Regions from separate parts of the Homo sapiens genome. Here region 2 is linked to region 1. Evidence: chromatin loops called from intact Hi-C (ENCODE). Cell type or tissue: MCF 10A. All regions are shown on one strand.

What was found. Hi-C counts contacts between places; a loop is a spot of excess contacts. Peaks named below come from ENCODE experiments on the same cell type or tissue, not always from the same donor. Only the 100,000 strongest peaks of a DNase experiment are listed, where the experiment ranks them.
Region 2: a loop joins it to region 1, with 10 times the contacts of the local background. A loop is called at or near these places in 3 of 110 quality-filtered maps.

Annotation. Positions count from the first base shown.
Region 1 is chr1:152,188,971-152,191,470 of GRCh38, reverse strand. It overlaps CCDST (cervical cancer associated DHX9 suppressive transcript), which reads right to left and starts at 2,168. Exons shown (of 8, transcript NR_186765.1): 1 at 1,990-2,168. In MCF 10A, a CTCF peak has its summit at 1,444 (motif pointing left); DNase peaks (open chromatin) are centred at 20, 680 and 1,470.
Region 2 is chr1:152,532,136-152,534,635 of GRCh38, reverse strand. No RefSeq gene overlaps it. Among named protein-coding and RNA genes, the nearest start is that of CRCT1, 19 kb to the right of the region's middle. In MCF 10A, a CTCF peak has its summit at 1,120 (motif pointing right); a DNase peak (open chromatin) is centred at 1,135.

The sequences.
Region 1 (2,500 bases):
GCATGAAGGGAAAGGGGTGTGGCACATGTCCAGAGTTCCCTGGGCCAGAGGTGAAGAGAACTGACTCAGGCTCAGAGAGGCAGCTCAAGGGGAGCAAGCACAGCGAACAAGGGGCACAACTCCCAAATAGGAGCAATGCAAAGTCTCCACTCAAGTGGAAAGATCAACAACTGAGACTACAAGAGACAAGGAGGCAGTTCTAGAGGGGAACTAAGGATCCAGATGGGATATCTAATTGAGGAGTGAAAAGCATAGCATAAGCTCAGTCTCATAGACAAGTTCAACACAGGATAAAGGGAGTAGAGACTTGGGGGATAACCAGAGGCACAACAACTGTCAGCAAAAGGAATCCAGTGAAATTCTGGAACCTACAAACCAAGAATGGGTGACCAAGTTTAAGGACCTGACCTAATTCTAAGCTGTAGGTACAGATTATCAGTGGGCTTGTCTTGGGGGAAATGGGGAAAGTAGATGAAAAAGAGATGAAGGCCAAAATGGTTATGTATAGATTATTTGTCCCTTACGGGCAGGAGACAGGCTTTATGCCTCATTTCTATCCTCCACACCAGTTAGCAAAATAAATATTTACTGATTATGTAAAAAAAGAAAGATCACAGAGAATTTGGTATTACCCAATGATGGGAAGTATGCCAAGATAACCTTAGTCATGATTTAAGCAAGTTATGTATTGTGAAGTCTCCATCACCCTAAAAACACCAAGTGGTAATGTGATCTGGTGAATGAACACGACTGGAAATGAGGACATGAAACCAGACCAGTTTTGTTAGAAACCTCTTATGAGACCCTAAACAAGTTACTTTACTTATCTGAACCTCAATTACCTCATCTTTAAAGGAGTAAATGTAATAACTCCAATTTTTTCATATCTAGAACACACTTCCCGCCAGATCTGACTAATTTCCTCACATCTTTTGAATCTTTGCTCAATCTTGCCTTCCTAATGAAGCCTATTTAATACTAACCACTCTATTTCATACTGCAACCTGCCCATCCCACCAACCCTACCCACACACACAAACACTGGTCTACATTTTTTCTTTTTCATAACACTTCTAACATTTTACATAATTTATTATCTTTATTGTTGTGTGCTAGAATGTGATCTCTATGAAGGCAAAGATCTTTGTCTATTCTATTCATTGATATACTTCACATCTCTGAGTGGAAACTGGAACAGAGTAAACATCCAATAAATATTTGTTGAATGAATACATGAATCGATCTTTAAAAAGGCCAAAATCTTGTGAAAGACCAGAATAATAAATCATTTATATTCTCCCTGAGACCAGGGTCGGCCTCCCACACCCTCAGGCATCCCTATATCCCCTGGTACAGTGTACCATAGTGTGGAATAAGTATTCAATACGTCCCTACTAAATTACTAATTAAACATGGGACCCAAAAAGACAAACATAACCGCGTGCTCTGGGGCCACCTGCTGGCAACTCTTAGTAGGTACCTAAGCAACCAAACTGACAAGAATTTTCAGTGATGAATGGAGTGGCAGGGATTATCTCCTTTCAGCCAGTGAGAACAATCAGGCAACAGACGGCAACAGGAGGAAGGAGGGTAGGCTGGAAATCAGACGTTTCCAAAACCTGCTGTGAAGGACCATACACCCACTGTTTCCCAGAACTCACTTTCTACTTAACAATAATAACGGTAAGTACCCTGTACTGTTTTAAGCACTTTCATGTATCATCTCATTTAATCCTCACATTAATCCGCTGTACCATCTTTACCACCATTTTATAAATGACCAACATTTCCTTTTGAAATAATTACTTTACTTACGTGAAGCAGTGAAGCGGTAAAACAGTGTAAACTATTATTAGTAAGAAAAATCAAGGCATGACTTTTGGGGAGTACCAAGGCACCATGTGCGGGCAGAATGTGACACGCCTGGAGAGGACCAACGACGCCCCAAGGGGGCTGACCTACCAGCCCGCCCCTCAAGCCAAGCACAACCTCAGTCCGGGGTTCTGGATCCCAAAGTCCGCTCCGTTACATTCGGATCACACCAGAACAAGGAGGCAGCCCGCGCCCCGGCTAGCGAGCTCTGCGCCAGGGGAACGCGTGCCGGCGCCCTTAAGCTCCCAAAGCCCCTTCTCGGCGAAGCCGCCGGGGGACGCGGGCCCCGGAAGTGCAGCCCCTCCGCCCGGAAGCAGCTTTTCCTACTTCCCTTGGCGCGACGGGAGCCTGTGTTCACCAGTGCTCCGGCTGAGGCCAGATTCCTGAGGCCGTTCCTTTCGCTGTTTCCGAACGCACAGCCCCGAGAGGCCGGAGGGGATACGAAAGACCTAGGCCGATGGCCCTTCCACACTGCCGCCCCTCGGCTCCCCACCTCTACCAAGGGAGGCCACTGATGTCAGATTCCTCTGTGTTCTGGGAGGATGTTCTGGCCGAGGTCCGCGACCGGGCCCAGCAGCTGCCTGGGGCAGTCCCCGTGATCCTAACAGAGAACGGGGCCTCGGCTCGC
Region 2 (2,500 bases), 340 kb before region 1:
GATCTTTGCTAAGCAGAAACTGGATGCTGGGAAAGCCAGCCACGACCTGAATTTAGGGATCCATTCGCACCCTGCTTCGCGCCCCTTTCTCAAAAAACAAAACAAACAAAAACAAAACAACAACAACAAAACCTTCTTTTGCTTCTAGGTGCCTCAGGGAGCAGAACGAAGAGGGAAGAGACTGGGGACGCTAGAACGCTAGAACATGTCTGTGTACAGAACGGCGCCACCTTTGCTCCTGCCGCCCCGGCAGGAGGCCCGACGGGAGCGGAGAAGACTTGGAAGAAACCCTTTGGGAGTAAACAATACCCAGTACCGTAGGATTTTAACTCTGTCTTACTTATGCACTCGCCCAGTTAGGAATTTTCTTTCTTTTTTTTCTTTTTTTTTTTTTTTTTTTTTTTTTTTTTGAGACAGAGTCTCTTGTCGCCCAGGCTGGAGTGCAGTGGCCCAGTCTCGGCTCACTGCAACCTCCGCCTCCCGGGTTCAAGCAATTCTCCTGCCTCAACTTCCTGAGTAGCTGGGATTACAGGCACCAGCCACCACGCCGGCTACTTTGTGTACTTCAGTAGAGACGGGGTTTCGCCATGTTGGCCAGGCTGGTCTCAAACTCCTGACTTCAGGTGATCCGCCTGCCTCAGCCTCCCAAAGTGCTGGGATTACAGGCGTGAGCCACTGCACCCGGCCAGGAATTTTCTTTAGGAAAGTTGTAGTTTCTATTTTCTGCCTAGTTGTCAAGACAATTTAAAATTACATTGAATTAGATAGAAAAAAAAAATATTTAAACCTATGGTCATTTTAAACTTGCAGAACATTTCATGGGTTTTAATTGTACCTCAATTCCACATCATCGCAGCTGGTGTTAAGAGAAAATGACAGCATTTAGGGATAATTTGTTTTCCCAACACACACGAGTGCTTGCTTATTCACACATTTTCGCCTGGACACCAAGCACTGCCTGGAGCCCCAAAAAGGTTCGCATACGTATTTTTACAAAATTCTAGAGTAGAAGGTAGTATCACTGAAGCACAAAGAGTCTGCTTAATTTGGACATCTAACCTCAGGAAGAACTGACAGCTGCCTCTCCTTGAAATTCCCCGAGGTGTCTGTAGAGGGCAGCATGGGACAGAGGAAGGAGCACAGGATTTGGATTCCTGGGGCGGGGGTTTAAATAGGACAGTGCTACTTCCTTTATGATGTAGGTAAGCATCATCCCTCTTGCCTACATAAAAGTGTTAAAAAATACAGTTAAGAGATAATGCCTTAAAGAAAATGTGGGCTAAACATAAAAACTAATACAAATGATTACTTATGGAACAGAAGGGAGGAAGAAGGGGGACAAAGATGTAAGCTAGACTTTGTTGAATACATCTTGTTTGATAGTTTTGACTTTGGATTAATGTAAATGTTATATACATAATTAAAAACAAAATTATTAAATAAAAATCTACAAACAGTAAAAACAAACCAAAATAAGTCCAAATGCATATCAGGGTTGGTGGCATAACTATATACAGAAAAGAATTACTGCAAGTAATTCTAAAGCACATTTTTACTCCACATTTCTATTCCAAGGACAAATGAGTCTCAAAGAAAATGTAAATAGCATTGAATGATCTTACTGATAATAATAATGTTCGCATTATCACTTGGAAGAAAACATAGCCATATTGTAGGATAAAACAAAGAGAAAACAAAATTTTCAGCATAAGAAAAAAAAATGCAAGTATAGAACCAAAGAGGTTAAGTGCTTATTCTGAAATGTTAAATTTGAATTGGTTATTAATTCATTCTTTTAAAATGTGTTTTCTAACTGCTCACAAAAAAAATCTCGCAACAATAAAAACGCAGTCACATTTTGTCTCCATAGTGTCTAGAGTAAGGTCTCTACATACCATTTACCACTAAAAAAAAAAAATAAAAAAAAAAGGCAAGAAACCACTGGAGAAATACCTGGGTCTAGATCTGAGGCAGGTAATATACAGAATTAGCCCAGGATATCTTATTGTACCAGAAAGCAAGCAAACTATGGTAGACTCTGGGGGTTGTGTCAAAAAAAAAAAAACACAGGAGGCAATTTTAAAGAACTCCCAGTGTCTAAAAAATGAGAGAAATAATCATTGCAATTGATCAAGATGCATTAAAGAAAAAGAGAAACCCATGAATCTATAATGATACTATTTTAAAAAAATAAAAAGAGTTATCTTTGGAAATTGTTGGGCCACCAACTTATTATTCTGAAAACTGGCAAGAGGAGGAGTTTTGCATTTACTCTATATTTCCTATAAAACTGTAATTTGGATTACCAGATAATTGATGAGGAAAGTTATTTTTTATTAAAAAATCCAGTTAATAAATGAAGACGAGGGAGAGAAAGTTACTGTTTATTAACCCATAATGAAAAAAAAGTGGGTCTAGAAACAATAACCAAGAGGTGCTTATATCATTGGGTGAAAGGATTGTGGAGAACCTTAAAATGGATAAATGGATGGTGCTGACA